2 separate regions of the Mus musculus genome follow, and region 2 is linked to region 1. The links are chromatin loops, found by intact Hi-C in ENCODE. Cell type or tissue: heart. All regions are shown on one strand. Links, peaks and the distances in the headings refer to the core of each region. The heading gives the core; the rest is flanking DNA.

Region 1 (11,132 bases), core at 3,133-11,132:
TTCACTCTAGTTGGCAAGTCAACTGAGTAGAGCATTTAGGAGACAATCTTTGGCAGTTCAGCTCAATGCCAACTTGGAACATTAGTTTCCTTGTTTTCTCTGTGTCTTACGGGCCCCACTCTGGAGCTCCCAGCAAACTCTCAGCAAAATAAATAAATAAATAAACAAACAAACAAATAAAGGCTAAATGAACATGATCAATCCCACTTGGTCTCTGAAGGAGGGCAGCAAATAATAATAATTTTCTTCATCTGAAATCCGAACAAATTGAAGGGGACAAAGTGACAGGTAGAGCCCAGAGTGCTGTCCATTTCACTGCTGGTGGCTAATTGAAGCCTGTCACCTGGTGAGGGGCAAACACGTCTTTGCCCTGAACCCTGGGCACTGCACGCATGGCCATTCTTCTCCGTCTCTGCAGTGTGATCAGAGCAGGATTCCTGGGTTCAGAGTCTCCTGCTGGTGTGGGAGAGTCACTAGGTACCCGGCTTCTCCTGACCCTTCAGTTTGTCTAGTTGGCAGGCATGCGTGCAGAGGCCAGGGTTTGTAGGAAACCAGAGAGCTGGGGAGAAGTCTTCCATTTCACTACAGCTAAAATAGGAAACCACTTCCTCTGGGGAATTATGATATCAAGTTTCAACTGTAACTTTCTTTTGTTAGTTCAGTCTATTAACATATCGGTCCACAAATATCCTTTACTGTGTGATGGGGAGAATTAAGATTTCAAAATTCTCAGAGGTTACAACCGACTGCTAGTCTCTATTATTGTGCATACAAATTAACTCTTTCAGGGAATGATGGCATATGCCTGACACCGCAGCACCTGGTAGGCTGAGGCAGGAGAATTGCTGTGAGTTGAAAGCCCTGTCTAGGATGTCTAACAATACACTGCCTTAAAACCCTACAAAATATGACAACAATTCTTATCTACTGTCAACTGTCCTCATAAAATACATCTCTTTACATACTGTGAAAAGAAAAATAGAAACCACAGACCACTCCTGAGATGATGGTGAAAGAAAAGAATAATAATTTTATAGTAGCACAGAAACCATGATTCATTAGAAACCTAACTATGCACAATGCATACTGGCCATCTAGCTAAAATATGTATTGTGGTCATTTCCCATTTTGACAGCTCAGTGTGAAACCCTTAGTATATTAAATGTGATTTAATACCTCACATTTTCCAACTTATGAATAAATTATTGATTTAAGATTTGTCTGCTACTTTAATGTGTAAGGGGATAATATATAGAAATTACATGACATTTTACATTTTCAAGGTAATTTGCAGACAGCACCGCTGGGAGTGGATCAGAGGCAGTATACACATTATTTCCACGCGTGTTCTGGGGAATAGTCATACAGCTTGCTATGCTTAGAAATTGTACATAAGTAGACTGCCGGGTAAGGTGACGCAAGTCTACAAAAGCACTAAAGGACATTCACAGGAAGTGGGATGGGCCAACCCCATTTGGTATAGCTGTGCTAAGAGTACGAATGGCATGTTAGCATTGGTCACACGACTTCAAATAGGGGCCAGGAACCTTGTTCCCTGTGGCTAAGGTTGACAAAATGGAGTAAGATACTTTCACAGTAGCCTTTCAAATCAGTCTCAAGATGGGATGTAGGAAGCAGAGGGGTTGGTTCACAAGGAGGGAAAGAGAGCAGTTCACTGCTTCTGTACTAACTGCAGTTGTGCGGGTGGAGCAGTGCCCTTCAGGAATGTTTTCTCATTGGTGAAGAGCTGACGGGCATTCCAGGAATGAGTAGCCAGGTAAACTTCTCCTCCCTGGTCCCATCAGCACCTGTCCTGTCTACAGTTTTCTTAGGTACCTACAGCCTTCCTGCCTGCGCTTCAAGGGAAACCTTTATATCAGATAAACTTACAACAATAAGAACTTCCCTCTCTGCATTATTCGTAGGTCTGACTTCTATAAACTGTGTTTAAGACTATTCCTGTTTCTATTGCTGTGCTTTGAGAAAAGCTTGTGTTTCAAATACAATGACTATCCCCCATGCCCCAGATGTAATCCAGTAATCAACTGAAGGCATCAAGAATCCTGATTCTTGGGGCTGGAGAGATGGCTCAGCAGTTAAGAGCACTGACTGCTCTTTCAAAGGTCCTGAGTTCAAATCCCAGCAACCACATGGTGGCTCACAACCATCCGTAATGAAATCTGACAGCCTCTTCTGGTATGTCTGAAGACAGCTACACTGTACTTAGATATAATAAATAAATAAACCTAAAAAGAAAAAAAGAATCCTGATTCTTTCTATATCTGGTATCATCATTCCTGCAGTGTTGAATTTTATCATCATACCTATCATCCCACAACTGGAACATGGGCACTTTGTGGTTAGATGGCCATCATATCTGATTCTGGCCCAGAAGAGACTGCATGCAAAGGCCCCATCATCATTTCTCAGAACTGTGACATCTCCACTTGACCCTATGTGTAGGCTAGAAAAGAAGATTTTTAGCTTTTGCTGCTTTCTTAAGAGAAAAAGATGGGGAAGAGAGAACAGGATGTGAAGGTGGACCAGCTAGACAACGGTGATTCCAGCAGATAGGAACTAAAGAAATCTCTTGTTCCTCTCCCCGGGGGTCAGAAGTGCTTGGTTCTGTTCCCCGTGTTTCACCACTACATCAGTGACTTATGTAGCATACCTTATTTGTTTAAAGGAAATTCCACTTGCACCACAGCAAGTATAGCAATCACATGATGTTAATCTGTTCATTAATTCTTCTGTCCACTTTCAGTTAGTGAGGCTCTGCTGTACCCACCTTGCCAAGCACCATAGTACCAAGTTGACTTGTGTATATTACTGTCATTGAGCATATGCAGTATCCATAGTGCTTAATGAGAGATACAGTTATTAGAAGAAACACGCAACTTACGGTGATTTAAACCATATGAACACTTTATTGTTTACTCAGGACTATTCACAAGGGTCTAGGCATGGTGGCACATGCCCATCATTCCATCAGAAAGAAAATTCAAAAGGAAATAAGGAGCTGACATTGTGAGAATGTTGGGTCATGTCCCTATAGCCTTCCTATTCTCATAAATACAAGATGGTTGTTGTAATGCCAAACATTTAATGCTTTAAGAACAGGAGCAAAGACAGCCAGGAAGATGGGGGAAACAATCTCTCAGGCTTCCCTGCTTGAGCACGGAGTATTTTCCCCCAAGTTCTCCTTAGTAGATTCATTGGCTACAGGGACATTGAGTAACCACCACGGAGTTTAAGGGAAGTCAGAGGAGCATCTGTTGAACAAAGGGGGCGGGATTGGAAGTAACATTGGATAAGCAACTGAAAGTGTTGTCATGAATGCCCACAGTCTCCCATACCTCCATGATACCATCTGACTACTCAATAGCCCTGCTTAAGGCAAACATTCTGCTCCCGAGCCTGGAGCAGGAGGTACATCAGCATCTGCTGTGTGGGAACTTCCGGCTGTGAAGAAACTTAGGGATCCTTTGAAGATGTAAATCGAATGCAAAGGTTTTCAAAGATAGCATAATGCATGTGCTGGTAAAGTATACATGCCAGAATCTGGAGGGTAATTCAGAAGATTTTATAGCTTGAGAAGATAATTATATGGTGGGATGAAAAAGAAATGAGTTGTGATTCTATAGCTGCCTTGAGTGAGACACTGGAAGGATCCAGACCTGTCACCTCATCTGTGCAGTCACCCACTTGCACAGATTAGATGACCCCTACCTCCCTTCTCCGAGGTAGGAGTGCCCATATTGCCATCACACTGACAGTTCAGAAACATTAAATGGAATTGGTTTCAAGCTCTGTTTTACAAATGAGGGGACAGACTCGTCTGAGTTGGAATGTCGAGTCCCAGGAAGTGCAGCCCACAAGGACTCCACACATGATGAATATTTCATTCTGATAGGATTCTAAGCTTTTGACTTCTTCATTTCTTCCTTTTTCATATTAGCCAAACCTCTCCGGTAATGTTTACATTACTTAATAGAATGCAAATAATGAGATTTCTTTTTTTTAGAAGTCTGTGTTTTAATCATATGCTTACAGGTTAATCAGCTGTTTCTCTGTGAAATGATAACTGCCTTCGTGGCTTTTCTCTCCCTTTTTTTGAGAATTAGATGAAGTCATCTATTCATACACCCAGTGTACTGACACGCAGTAATGAAAGAATTTGCAACGGACGCCTCCTTGGCAATCCATGTCACTTTCTCAAGCTCCTCTAAGCTTGAGAAAGTGTCCTAGACTGGATACCCGGTGGGTAGTGTGTGAGTGAGTGTTTGTGTGTGGGTGAGTCTGGCTGCCACTGTATAATTTTGTCTAGGCTGGTATCTGCTACCTCCACATTACATAGATATGAGATATGTGATAGCCAGGCGGTGGTATTTAGCTACAAGTCAGACCTGTTATTATATGGCCACCATGCTCAATAACTGGTGATTTGCACAAGCAGAGTTAAAAAACGTACGTTAACAAAGGAAAACTTCAAATCCAGATCTCTAAACCTGAGGTTCATGGGTGAGCTAAAAACCATGTGACATTTTGAAACATGACTTCCCAGCCTTGGCCCTACTCACACTTCAAGCTAGATGATTCTGGGTGTGCCCTGTGTAGTTACAGAGCAGACTCCTGGCTTTATGGACTGGCTGCCAGTAGGGCCTTCCCAGTCTATGGGTCATGCTTACCCCAAATATCTCCAGACTCTGCCAAATGTCTCCCAGGAACTATTCTTTCCTCTTCTCAAGACTATTGTGATAAACTTAATGTGTATTACATCGCTTTCCTGGGAGGCTCATTACCTGTATCCTATTCCTACAAAGGAAAGGCTTGGAATCAATCACTTAAAACCTTTCAAACAATCCTGAAACAACCTGTCTCCAGCTGATGCCGCCCAATTCAATGGTGCACTCGAAATTTTATTATGAAATATATTCCTACCCAGTTATTACTTCCAGCTGCTTTGAAAAAGGCACATCACAAAAACTGCATCTAGGCAAGTATGTACTTCAAAAGTTGCTGGTCCCAGATGGCAGCTTCCTAAAATAACTGTCCTCTGTGGAGACTCCAGAGGTCAGTCAGTCACCCACAGAATACGGCTCTGGCTTCCGAAGGGTTAAAAAGGCTGATGGCAAGTCAGAACTGGGCAGGGCCTGAGAAGAAATCAAAAGGAGCAGATTTCAGAAAGGAAATTCAAAGGTTGTGTAGATAGATGTTAAAGCTGATCATGGGTTGGGGAGTGGAGTGGGTAAGAGGCAGGGAAGGGGACGGGAGGAGAAAGGAGGGTAGCAGAAAGAGGAGAGAGGGTGAGAGGGGAGGTAAGGGAGTGGGGGGAAACCCAGGAAAGAGGAAGAGGAAAAAGAGGAAGAGAAATGTCTTGAAAGAAGTTCCCAAAGGTTTGCAGCTGTTGGGAGAGGCTGGCAGGGGAGTAGCCTGCCTTCTTTCTTTCTGGCTTTGCCCCCACGGAATCCAGCAGCCTCGCATGGCGTGCCCAGCCTTCTCTTTCCTATGTCCACACCCGTCATGCTCTCTGCCCTCCAAAGTGACCACTTCTCAAGAGCCCCTTAAAGCTCATAGACATCGCTCTCCCCATCTCTGAGGCTACTTCCCATCCTGGTCCTCATAAAGGCCGCGCGAACACTGCAGCCCCAGACCCCAGGGTTTGACCCAGAAAAGCAAACAGGGGTCGGGTGTGGCCTCGGCGCCCCCGGGGAGCTGCGGGGAAGGCGAGCAACTTTCTCCCTGGATTCTCAGTCTGTCTGCCGCCCCCACTCTCGCGCGTCCAGGACTGCGCGGCGGGGCCGAGGGGAGGGGACAGCGGCAAAGGGAGGGCGGGGAAGAGGCGGCGCGTGCCTCGCCTGCCAAAGCTGGAGCCGGCATCCACCGTGTTCCCGGGCCGCACGGCCGCAGCCGGCGGGCTCTCCGGGTGGGTCCCCCTGACCCTCCACCCCAGCTCTCCAGACTCGCCTCGATCTCCGTCGGGATAGTGGCAAAGGCAAGAAAGACAGTCTTCTTTGGTGCCGCGCTGTCCCCGCCAGGGAAAGACAGCAAGTTGTGCTGCGCCCGGGACTCGCGAGGGACCGCGGCCGCCGCCCGACCGGGTAAGTAGCGCGCCCCGGGGCCCCGTGCCCGGGTCCCTCCTGTCTTTCCGAGTGGCATAGTTCAGCTGAGGTCCTGTCGGCCTCCGGGGGGTGCTGCCTTCCTTTCCATCCTTATCCGTCCCTTTCTCAGAGCCGGCTGCAAGAACTTCCCCGTGCCGCTTTGCATCCAGAGATCATTGTGTGTGTTCCTGTGTGCTCCAGGGTGCGGTGCGTGCGTCTAGCAGTTTTGGGGGAGGATGGTGGGTTTAAGTTCATCTGGACTAGGGTAACTCACTCCAGCTGAGAAAGAGGTCCCTTTCTTCCCACTCCCCACCTTTAATGGTAACCCCCAGACCAACTCAACTTCAGCCTCTGCTCACAGCTGACACGATTTTAAAAACCGTAGCCAGAGGGAGCTCCCCTTTGGGTAGAATCCAGAACAGAGGGCGAGCAAAGTGTAGGAGACTGGAGTTTGGAAGCAGTTTGCAGATGGAACCCGACGGGGTGGGGGTGTTCTTCTGTGTTCTTTGTGGAGAGTGTAGCCAGGTGTGCAAGCCAGCCCACCTCATCGAACCCTTTTGAATAGCTGACTTGACATTAGGTATTGGAAAAGAGTGAGTGCTTGGTCTGAAATGGCCAGCAGGTGAAAGCACTGAAGCCAAGGAGTCAAAATAGGAGGCGTGAACACATTTGCCCCGGAAAATTAAGACAGAAGGCGTTTTTAGTGTTATCGAGTACTGGGGGTGTGTAACTATATATCACCCGATATATACACCCGAGTGGTGAATACTGTTAGTTAAATTTACAGTAACTGGGGGTGTGTAACTATATATCCAATGTATACACCTGAGTGGTGAATACTGTTAGTTAAATTTACAGTACTTCTGTAATTGTATGAAGTTCCCACTATCATGTTGCTTGGTTGGCACACTCATCAAGTGATGCCGAGGAGTGGCTAGAAACTAAGTGTGAACTTGCAAGCCAAATAAACAAACTACTGTATGGTCCATTTTATTTTAATATCCGGAATTATGTCTCCTGCTAGTAAAAAATGCTACATTGCTTTTAATGTGAGTATGTGAAATGAATTCACTGGCTTGGCAAATAGAAGCCATTCGTTTCTTTAAGTAAATAGCTGTCAGAGTTAATTTGGGAGCATTTTTACAGGAGATAAAGACGTGGAAAAGCTTTGAGCTAGTTTGGCAAAACTTGTATAGAGATGCGTATGGAGAGAATTAGTTCTTCCCACTTTTGAAGCGTTGAAGGAAGTTTGAAGTTTCCTAAATGAAAACCGTGGAGCTTCTTGAGACGTGTAAATATGCTAGACATACTTAGCTTTCCTTGTTTCCTATTCCATTTTACCAGGGGCCACCAGCCATCTTCACTCCAAAGTATGAGAAGCTGATCGCGGTAATACTGAAACTCTGTTACGGCAAGTAGCTACATACGCCTTGAAGAGCGGTGGACTACCTGGGAGTTTCTTGTGACTACACGCCTTCCTTCACACCTTTAGTGCAATCACAGCGGACCCTCATTGCACTGCCTGTTGGAAGATGGCGTCCAGCCTGACTTGTACTGGGGTGATCTGGGCTTTGCTTTCCTTCCTTTCCGCTGCCACCTCCTGTGTGGGGTTCTTCATGCCATACTGGCTCTGGGGGTCTCAGCTAGGCAAGCCTGTATCCTTTGGCACTTTCCGGAGGTGCTCCTATCCTGTTCACGATGAGAGTCGGCAGATGATGGTGATGGTGGAGGAGTGTGGGCGCTATGCCTCCTTCCAGGGCATCCCCAGCACCGAGTGGAGGATCTGTACCATAGTGACAGGCCTTGGCTGCGGCCTGTTGCTCCTGGTGGCTCTCACTGCCCTGATGGGTTGCTGCGTGTCGGAACTCATCTCCAGGACTGTAGGAAGAGTGGCTGGGGGAATCCAGTTCCTGGGGGGTAAGTGACTTTGCCAAACTTGAATTGTTTCCATAGAATCTCAAAGCAGTATAGAAAATTATGTTTCATTTGTCTTCTGATGCTTGGTTGTAATTGGCATTTGGAGTACAAGAAAAAATAGATCTGAAGTGGCCATGGTAAGAGATCCAGCAAAGTCCAAGATTTTTGCCAGAATTCTTTTTACAGTGTCAGGGTTCTTCATGCCTGTTCATCCTTAAATATATGCATCCGTGGCCTGCTGGGTACAACCTATGAGACACAAACATGTATGGGCTGTGTGTAACATATGTGCTAGGGAGATAGTTGGTATTTCATAGCATCTTTTTGTCCAACAGTAGACCCATGGATTGTTTTTGCCTTGCTAAACACTTGAGGTCTTTAGAGGCAAAGACTTCATAGAAAAATGCAAAAGGTGTCCGATTCAATACTGTGATCATGATGAAACCCCCGTAAGACTCTCAGTGGATATAACACTGACCTTTGTTTAATTTTATAATACTTTTCGAAGTAAGTTTCAGATGCCCAATTTCATCTTGGCAAGTATATTTTTTCACTATGTTACAAATACAGTTCTAGGCTGATTACAGTATGAGATCTTAACTTCTTTGGTAACTTTTTCTGTGAGGGGAAAGAAAAGAATACAGTGTTTAAAGAATGGTGTGTGCTGTCCCAAACGCGCTGGATAGTCTCAGTAACACCAGACGAGGTCTGACTTTCACTTGGCGCGCTTCCAGCCAGTATTGCTTCAATATCTCTGGTCATATGGTTCTAATTGCACTTTATATGTTTTCCACTGGGCCTTTTCACCTCCATCCCTCAACCTGACTGGCTGAACTTGTCTGATTTGCAATATGGCCTGGTGAAATATGACAGCCTGCATAGATGGGACAGACGGAAGGGAAACAGGAAGCCGGGAAAACCTGAGAAAGTGTGTGTGGAACTTCATAACAAAGGAAAAGTGTATTATTCTTCCACTCGATAGTTTTCTTACAGTCTTTTCTGAAGACTCCAGAAGAAAAGGCCCTTAAAATGGCCATGTTTGAGGCATCCAATACAGATTAGAGAACCCCTTATTTCAGATTATTTATCGTACAGCTTTGTAAGTCAGCGTGCTGAGAATGGGTAGAGCAAAGCCACTTTGTGCTTCCCGGCAAGACTTAGATTTATGTGCACGCCTTTGTGTTCTTATCTGGAATTAGCTTCACTGGGGTTTCCCATCTTACACTGTGCCGGGGCTGGGGGTGCTATGGGGGCTGTCAGTCGCTCCTGCCTGTTTTCCTATTCCTTTATTGACTTTAATAGACATGTTTCTACAGAAATGTAGTAAAACTCTTAGGAAACAAGGAGGTTGTCATTGAAGAGTGTAACTGTAAACACAGTGTTTGAAAACCTGTTGTCGCAGATTTTCAGAGCAGGGCTAACGCTAGGGCGAGTGAGAGGAATCTTTTTCTTTAGGAATAAACGGAGCTTGCTGGTGTTTTACTTGGCACAGGAAAAACGCTTAGGCAGTTCCAGTCTCTCCTCTTATGGTAAATATTACTTTCCATTTTTTTTTCATTTTAGAGCAGAGACTGCTATTATTTCTGGCAGAATAGGAAAATGCTTACAAAGAGAAATCAGCTTTTATTGATTACCTTTAAACGTGTAATGAAGGAAGGCCACAAGAAGTGAATCTGAGGCCCAGGAGACTTCTTCTTCTCTCTCTTAGCTGGGTATGGATTTTTTTGAATTATGTGGAGCTAACTCTTCATTCTATAGAATACCCAAGGGGATAGACATTATATATATATATATATATATATATATATAAAATTTTATATACACATATATAAAATAACCATGCTTTGCTTTGTATATATGTTTTATGATCTCGTGTATAGATTTATTTTTGAATTATATGGAGCTAACTCTTCATTCTATAGAATACACTTGAGACACACAAATGCATATATATTAGATAATCATACTTTGCTCTTCCCTCCTCCTTCCCTCCCTACGTCCCTCCACTCCCCACCCTCTGTCCCTCCATCCCTCCTTTCTGTCTTCTGTTTTCTTCTGGTGTGAGCTTGTGTTTCTGTGTAGCTTGTGTACATATGTAGGTGCCTGCAAGGGCCAGAGATGGAATCCAGTATCCTGCTCCTTCATTCTCCACCTTATTCCCTTGAGACAGAGTCTCTCACAGGATCTGGAATTCGACCAGCAGCCTGAAAGCCTAACAATGCTGCTGGGTTGGTACAAGAAAGCCCGACTTTTTGCATGTGTCAGGACTTGAACCCAGGTCTTTATACTCACGCAGTGGGCGTTCTTACCCATCTCAACAGCCTCCAATAGTTGGCATTGCCTTATTTCCTATACATGTTTCTTAGGTCAGGCAAAAATCTTGTAGTAAAAACCTAAGAGAGTTATTAAAAAAACACCTACCTCTTAAATAGATGTACCTGTTACCACAGAAAATTGTGTATTTAGAGTTAAAAAGTGACATGAAGTATGGAGAGAGTTTGAAAATCGGTCACTAACCATCAACAGCCAATAGGAGAAAAGATGACAGGACAAAATGCCTTCAGAAGGTTCCCCCCCCCCCTCTGGTTGTTCACTACATAATTGTTTCTTATTTTTAAATTCTCAAAACTTATGTGGTTAGTGGGTTTATTTGATTCTTCATAAAGTGAGTGAGTGTTTTTAAAGACCAGGAGATGGCAAATCAAGGAGTTCTGAAAGTCTTGAGATTAGCGTCAGAATGGAAGAGCATTTAGGAGACTCTGCCGGGAGAGAGACAGACTCTCTTACTAAAAATGAATCTTCAAGCAGGGATATGTTTAGCTAAAGTGAGGGTTGTTCCAAAAACAACAGGAAGCAGCGGAATGGTGAGATACAGAGGCATCCTGCTTACTGTGGCCTGCTGGGTCTGGAGTCTGCCCATATGGTGTGACATCGGGCAGTGTAACCCCTGCAGTATTTTGGAACAAGGTAAAGGACAGCGTGTCATCCTTGGGTTTGAGTATTGTTGTGATGGATGATCGGAAGTTAAAATGTCTCCTTCCAGCCAGTAGGCCAACATAAAATGGGGACTTCTGTATAAAGACCTCCAATCTTAGGAATATTTCAAGAGATGAA
Region 2 (8,000 bases), core at 1-8,000, 54 kb after region 1:
AAATAAGTTATGAGTTAGTCGGGGAATGAGCCAAAGCTCATGCCCAAAGCATTTATTAATAAATAATTAGTCTCAGAGCTGTCTTTCCAGGAGCAGACGATAGAAAAACAAAAGATGATTTTTTTTTACACTTCTCCTCCTCCGACTCCTCCGACTCCTCCTCCTCCTCCTCCTCCTCCTCTCTTTCCCTTTCTCTCCCCCCCCCCACCTTTCTTCTTTGCTCTCCTCCGTCCTCCCTACCCTCTCTTGCCCTCTCCACGCCACTTAAGTTCTTTTTAAAGTGAGGAGTAGTAGCTCATGCCTGCAGCCACAGCCCTCAGGAGGCTGAGATAGGGGGATTGTGATAAGTCTGAAGCTTTCCTGGTCTAAATATGGAGTCCCAGATCAGTCAGGTCTATAGAGTGAGACCCTGTGTCAAGCAACCAAAATTTTTAAAAGAAAAAGAAAAATATTTCTTCTGTCACCCTCTTCTGACTTATTTTAATCCTAGCTTCCAATCTGGAACTTTGATTTATATCTCATCTTTTGTAAAGTAAATGGGTGCTGTATTTGTGTATCTATTCAGACAACACACGAGCCGTAGCATAAAATGGTACACAAGTAAAGCTACAGACCTTGAATTTTTCAGTAACACCTTTAACCACGTGGTTTTTAAATCTCCCCAGAATGCTCTCCACAATCCAGTGCATTTGCAATCATAAAGTTATTTACCAATTGAGTGTAGTTGCTGAGTCCTCTTCTATCTAGGTCTTCATGTCCATTTCAGTGGTCATGTGACACTTCTGGCTTCTACCTAGTTTCTAGACTCCTAAGTCCTTGTCAAAGTAATACATATTGGTTACCAGAGGCTACGTAATTCTGCATAGCAGATAAGTTTGCATGGATTGGTTGTAAAACCTAAAATTAAATAGGGGAGGAAATGAAAATCCCAAATGATTATATAAATTGTCCAACGTCATAGATACGTTAAGAGTCACAGTAAGCCTTGAATTTACTGCAGCCCTCTCCTGAAATTAAATTTCCCTCGTCCTATATTTTATGGTTGCTAATGCCAGATACGCAATCATGCAGTATTTAAGTTATGTGGATTGCAACCTTCTCTTTCAGGCTGACTTTTATCATGTTTGTTGTTGTGTTTGTCACTGTGCTTACAGCTTTGCAGTCTGCAGTACCTGAGGAATACTCACTCTGTACCTGATTATAATTTAGCAAGTGTTTATCGAGACAGGAGCAGGAGCACAGGAGAGTTGCCCAGTCCTGGGGGTTTCGTATCAAGGTGACTCTCCCCTACTCAACACACTTAGTATAGTGTAAGTATACAAGGTGTTCCTAGGCACAGTGGTGGCCAGTTTGTGGTAATCTATGTGTGTGTATATGTGTAAGTGTGTGTATGTGTTTGTGTGTGTATGTAACTGTGTTTCTATATGGGTGTGAGTAAATGTGTGTATGTGTGTGTATGTAGGTGTGTATGAGAGTGTGCATGTATGAAAGTATGTATGTATATGTGTGGGTATATAAGTATATGTATGTGTTTGTGTATGAAAATGTGTGTATATGCGTGTGTGTGTATGTGTGTATGAGTGTGAGTATATACAAGTGTGTGTGAGTCTACATATGTGTGTAAGTGTATATGTGTGAGAGAGTGTGTATGTATGTGAGTGTATATGTATGTGTATCTAAGTGTATGTTTATATGTGTGAGAGAGTACATGTGTGTGTGTGTGAGTGAGCATATGTAAGTATGTGTATGTTAGTATGTGTGTATATATATATATATATATATATATATGTATATATATGTGTGTGTGTGTGTGTGTGTGTGTGTGTGAGAGAGAGAGAGAGAGAGAGAGAGAGAGAGAGAGTGAATGTATATATATGTGTGTATGAGTATGTATATGTCTGGTATGTTTATGTGTGTGTGTGTGTGTGTGTGTGTGTGTGTGTGTGTGTATGTGTATCTTAGGGTTTTATTGCTATTCAAAGACACCATCACCAAGGCAACTCTTATAAAGGCAAACACTTAATTGGTGCTGGCTTACAGTTTCAGAGGTTCAGTCCATTATCATCAGGGCAGGAAGCATGGCAACAGGCAGGCAGACATGGTGCTGGAGGAGCCTAGACTTCTACATCTTATTCCGAAGACAGCCAGGAGGAAACTATCCTCCTGCCGGCAGCCAGGAGAAGCTCTGATTCCACACTGGGCAGGGCTTGAGCATAGGAAACCTCAAAGCCTATCCCTACAGTGACACACTTCCTCCAATAAGGCCACACTGACTCCAATAAGGCCATACCTCCTAATAGTGTTGCTTCCTGTGGGCCAAACATTCAAACACATGAGTCTATGGGAGCCAAACTTATTCAAACCACCACAGTGTGTATGTGTGAGTATGTAAGTGTATGTATATATGTGTGAATGTGTGTGAGTGTATGTGTCTTTGTGTATAAGTGTATATATGTGTGTATGTGTGTGTATATGTGAATGTGTGTATGAATGTAAGTGTGTGTATGAGTGTGTATGTGACTATGTATATATGCCTGTAAGTGTATGTGTATGTGATTGTGTGTATGTGTGTGTGTGCATACACATACATGCAAAAGGGTTAGGATGAGTTGGTAGCTGGGAGAAAAGCAACTAGAAAGTCAACGTAATGGAGCAAGAGACAGTGAAGGAAGGTGGGCAGAGAGTAGTGACCACCTACTTCCTTTCAGGATTCCATTACCTTGCCCTTCATTGATTAGTCTCTCCTTGTTGGTTGATCAGAACTAATTAAGCCTCAAATCACAAGGTTTCTTTTGTTCTCTTCCACCTTTTGAAACAACAGAGTTATCAGCCAACAGGTCGGCTGTCCAGCCGCTCTCAGCTGCTCTGCAGTTGGCACAGTAAGGCATATTGCTACATAATGACTACGCCTGTATAACTTAAGAAAAGGCTCCACTTGGTTGCTGTCCCTGTTAATGTGGTTAATAAACAGCAAGCATGTGTAGGGCAAACCTGACATGCAGCATATTTTACGAGTACTCTCACTGGTATGAAAATCCTATGTCTTCTATTGATCAAATGGCATGAACCCAGCAGTGATGCAGGGGGAATCTTCAAATATTGTAGAAGCATTGAATCCTCATTTCTAGCCCCTAATTTCCTTTTCACTACACAGAACGCACATGAAACACATGTATAGAGAATTGCAGCCTGGTGGTACAACCTGGTTATATGTGCCTTTGATAGCTTTAGGGCAATCTGAAGGCCTCCTTGCTAAAATCCAATTCAAGATGAAAGGATCACACAGATATTGTACCGTGTGGCCCTAGAGAGGGACGGGATTTAAAAATAGTTTATCTTTACTTCAAACTTGGAAGAAGTATTGATTGACGCTGAGAGCAAGGGCTTTTGTCTCTGGTTTATCTAAATGGTCCATGTGAAAGGCTGCAGGTATCGTGTGCTCCCTCTGTCCTATGGAAGCAAGCCAGCTGGCAAGAAAGCAACAGTGTGATAGCTTTCTATCACTGTAACAGAATGCCCGAGTCGATTAACTTATAAAGAGAAGGGTTTATTTTGGGCTCAAAGTTCAGAAGTGCAAGACTACAACTGGGTGGAATCACTGCTTTGGAGCCTGTGATTATGTAGCTCTTCATGGTGGGTCCATGTAATGAGCAAAAACCACCTCATGGCCAGGACAGAGAGAAAAGGAGGAAGGCGCAGGATTCCACATGCCCTCCAGTAACACAGAGTTCTCCTAGGGGTTTCCTGTTACAACACCTACCGTCCCCAGGAATGCCACTTTAGAAACCAAGCCTTAAACACATGGGCCTTCAAGGGAGACTGGAGACACAAAATATAGAAGCTGCTATATTTGTAGAAGCAGTCCAGGATTATGCAGAATTTAACCATGGGCATTTCCTTTCAGATCACGTTGGATGCTGGTATCTTGGCTGTCATGGCCCCAAAGCCATGCTATGCATGACTTACCTGGAGTCAAATTATCTTCTGCTCTCTGTTAGAAACAGCCAAAACTACTTTCTTTATCCTTCAGGAACCTACATACATCCAAAGGTAACCCCTCTTGTATCACTGCAAAAGGAGGTATTATACATGGGGCTCACCTAATGGTCACAAAAGAGTGACAATGGATCAGAATTCCATTCTCAGCTTTGATGACACAGTTCTCATATATCGTGTGTGTGTGTGTGTGTGTGTGTGTGTGTGTGTGTGTGTGTGTGTAAATGCTCAATGGGTATTTTGTTATTAACGTTATGAAATGAGAAAATTCCTCAGTATAATTGATATTTGAGCTCTCCTGCAGTTGTGAGGGCAAGATGAAAAGGGAAGCTCATTACTAATTGTCCCTGAAAGCGTTCTAGCCCTCAGACTAGGCTAAGACTTTGATGCTAAATAACCCATCAGTAATTTGAAGAAATAGTCTCCACCATCTTTACTGAAAAACTGGTGTGTTCAAAAGTCAAGCTAAGGTCAAATGCATTAGCAACTCTTTAAAAGAGGATTTGAGGTAGAATTTCTGCCCTTATCAAATTTCCCAAGTAAATTTATATTTGAATTAGTCTTGTCACTTTTGTGGTATTTACAACATCATGCGTCGTACTTCTGTCGACATGCTTATCGTCTCTGGTTTTGAGGCATCGGAGTAGAAAGACTTGTTTTAGTGATAATATTTCTCATTTTGGGAGAATGTTGCTGGTTTTCAGGTGTTTGTTTTTGTTTAAAAAAATAGTTTTTCTGAGTGTCCTATTTTTGTTACTGTTTGGCAGTAGTCAGAGCTGGCTTGTGTTAGCTATTTGAAATGTTTTGATTATTATTTGTCTGCCATATTTAGCCCTTTCTGACCAAAGTCTCAATATACACGAAATGCATTGACTTGGCGAATCGTTTGACTAGTCACATCAACTGTCATCTGAAGAGGAAATTGAGTCTGGATGAGGAAGTCCTGAGTCAGGATGGAACTTTGGGGTCTCTGAAACTGACAGAAGGGAGAGCTGTCTGCCTTTGTGTTTGAATGGAAGTGTTATCAGTAGTATTTTGGCTTGGGGTAGCTGTTTTACTTTTCAGTGATAAGGAACTACCTCTAAGAAGCTGGCTTTGTAGGTAGCTTCTGACGGAGAAACCTAGCTTATACTTTTGAGTTCCTATGGGGTTAATCATTTATCTTATCCCTTGGCCCTAAGGTATATAGGAATGGTGTTAGGACAATGGCATAATTACACACAGTGAAGCACTTTTGCCTGTGTTATATTGGAAAATAAGTGACTGTTACCAGGGTAGAACTCAAAGTTATGCATCTTTTAGAGCCACCATGCTCAGCTCTATCATGGGCAGTGAAATGAATAAAGCTGCATGCATTGTAATAAAATGTGCAGGAGCAGCATAGAAAGCCAGTCTGAACTCCAGACCCAGCTTCCTCTTAACTGCTGACATTATAATATGCTTACTTCTGCATTGTTCTTAGTGTATGCAAACAGAGTTTTCATTTACGCAAAACTTGGCCAGTGTAGACAGCATAAAGAGAGCATAATGAATGAGCTCCGTGGGATTATTTAAGTCGTTTAAAGCTTCTCCTATATTTAGGCCCTGTCTTTCCAAGCAGCCTCGTTGCTTAATATCTGGTTTATTGATTCATTTTCACACTGATATCAGACAAGATGTGACTTACCTTTACAGTTTTACAGACATACCTGTTTTCTTCTTCTTCTTCTTCTTCTTCTTCTTCTTCTTCTTCTTCTTCTTCTTCTTCTTCTTCTTCTTCTTCTTCTTCTCCTTCTCCTCCTCCTCCTCCTCCTCCTCCTCCTCCTCCTCCTCCTCCTCCTCCTCCTCCTCCTCCTCTTCTTCTTCTTCTTCTTCTTCTTCTTCTTCTTCTTCTTCTTCTTCTTCTTCTTCTTCTTCTCCTTTTTTTGTTTTTTGTTGTTTTTGGTTTTTGGTTTTTGGGTTTTTTTTTTTTTTTTTCGAGACAGGGTTTCTCTGTATAACCCTGGCTGTCCTGGAACTCACTTTGTAGACCAGGTTGGCCTCAAACTCAGAAATCCGCCTGCCTCTGCTTCCCAAGTGCTGAAATTAAAGGCGTGCACCACCACGACCTAGCTTTCTTTTTTTTTTAATTAATTTTTTTTTTTACTTACTCATTTTATATCCTACTCCCAGGTATAAAATGAATAAGTAAAAAAATTGTGGAGGGGGCTCCCTCCTGGTCACCCCCTTCCACAATCCTTCCTCCATTCCTCTTCCTCTTCTCCTGGGAGCGGGTGGGGCCCCCCTGGGTGTCCGCTGACCCCGGCACTTCAAGTCTCTGAGAGACTAGGCACTTCCTTTCCCCATTGAGGCCAGACAAGGCAGCCCAGTTAGAAGAACACCTCCCATGTACAGGCAATAGCTTCTGGGATAGAGCCCAGCCCAGTTGTTTGGAACCCACGTGAAGACCAAGCTGCACATCAGCCAAATATGTGCAGGGAGCCCTAGGTTCAGCCTGTGTATGTTCTTTGGTTGGTGGTTCAGTCTCTGAGAGCCGCAAGGGTCCAGGTTAGTTGATTCTGTTGGTCTTCCTGAGGAGTTCCTATCCCCTTCAGGACCAGTAATCCTTCCTCCTGTTTTTCCGTAATGTCCCCAAGCTCCATCCACTGTTGGGCTGTGGGTGTCTGCATGCATCTGAGTCAGCTGCTGGGTGGAGCCTCTCAGAGGACAGCATGCTCCTGTCTGCAAGCATTAACAGAGCATCCTCAATAGTGTTAGGGGTTGGTGCCTGCCTATGGGATGGATTTCAAGTTGAGGACACACCTGTCTTCAATCCTAAGTCACAGGTGGAGTTTCTGAATATCTGAATTTTAAAATTCCCTATCTCCAGTTAGTTAGTATCAAAAAGCCGAGAGGCCGTCACAAGAGGATGTGAACACATAACAAGTTCCGGGACATGTACTGCCAGTCCTGAGATTTCCCGTGGGTTGGTCCAATGTGAGCTGTCAAAAAAGGTAGAAAATATGAAGCCAATGAAATAGAAAATATAAATATTATATTAGACTCTTTCACCATTCAAAAATATTCCTACAAGGGCCATTTCAACTAAAATGCTTCTATAATACATTCAGAACACGTGTTGGCTCACCATCTAGATTGCTGAAAGATATTGGCAAACTATTTTTCAAAGAGGTATCTTGGGTCTTGTGTTGTTTACCAGAAGACAACTTGTATAAGGCCCAAAATACCCACATTTCAATACTTCAGTATCTTGGAAAAGTGCTAAGTACCTATCTTCACTACTAACTGGGAAATTTCAGTTCTTTTGAAGTCAACAAACATACAATGAGGATTTACTGAATGATAGAAAAACATGGAGGGCTTTGAACAGTATGACCCTAAAGCATTTAAACTTCACTCTGAATGTTGGATAAGCCATTGAAGGCGGGATGGATGCTGGTAGATTTCCCCCTTTAGGAAGATTGCCTGCAGGGAATAGATGCGTAGGAAGAAAGGAAGGGTGCCACGGAGTCTAGAAGTCCAGCCAATAGACTGTTCCAGCATTTGGAGCTGGAGAGAATGAGACAGACTTGGCAATGCAGGAGGTCAATATGGAGGAGGCTGCAAATGTGGATATGGTGAACACATAGTTTACTTTCCCTGGCTAGATGGTTCACATCAAAATAGAACACTTTAATAAGGACCCCTGAACCATCTATTAGCCCAAACTGAAAGTGCCCTAGACAACATGTATCAGAGGGGAATGGAATGTAAGGGTGAAACGTCTGACGGTAGATACTCGGTAGTAGATGATCCCAATCAAAGATGATGTCCAGAGGACTTGAGGTTATCTTAGATTTGGGATCTAAAACATGGAGACAATGTAACTATTTTTAAAACCGAGGTGGGGGAAGTATGAGTTACATCTGACCCCCTGACACACTAACCTACCTAGAGCATGAGTATATAACAAGTGTTATTTTCACTTATTCTCTTTGTTTTTCATTGTTTCTTTTCCAATCAGCAAATTGCATTTTAAATAGACC

What was found. Peaks named below come from ENCODE experiments on the same cell type or tissue, not always from the same donor. Only the 100,000 strongest peaks of a DNase experiment are listed, where the experiment ranks them.
Region 2: a loop joins it to region 1, with 2.1 times the contacts of the local background. A loop is called at or near these places in 5 of 42 quality-filtered maps.

Annotation. Positions count from the first base shown.
Region 1 is chr3:53,035,674-53,046,805 of GRCm38, forward strand. Lhfp (lipoma HMGIC fusion partner) reads left to right here and starts at 5,874. Exons shown (of 4, transcript NM_175386.3): 1 at 5,874-6,101; 2 at 7,446-8,018. The coding sequence starts at 7,634. In heart, for the core only: CTCF peaks have their summits at 6,507 and 6,707 (motif pointing right); DNase peaks (open chromatin) are centred at 5,168, 5,768 and 6,538; H3K4me3 peaks cover 4,393 bases; H3K27ac peaks cover 5,128 bases.
Region 2 is chr3:53,092,906-53,100,905 of GRCm38, forward strand. The region is part of intron 2 of Lhfp (lipoma HMGIC fusion partner); the gene reads left to right. C130075A20Rik (a long non-coding RNA gene) reads left to right here. Exons shown (of 2, transcript XR_003954475.1): 1 at 1-1,310; 2 at 3,905-8,000. Among named protein-coding and RNA genes, the nearest start is that of C130075A20Rik, 4.9 kb to the left of the region's middle. In heart, for the core only: no CTCF peak of the experiment used is centred there; no DNase peak of the experiment used is centred there; H3K27ac peaks cover 330 bases.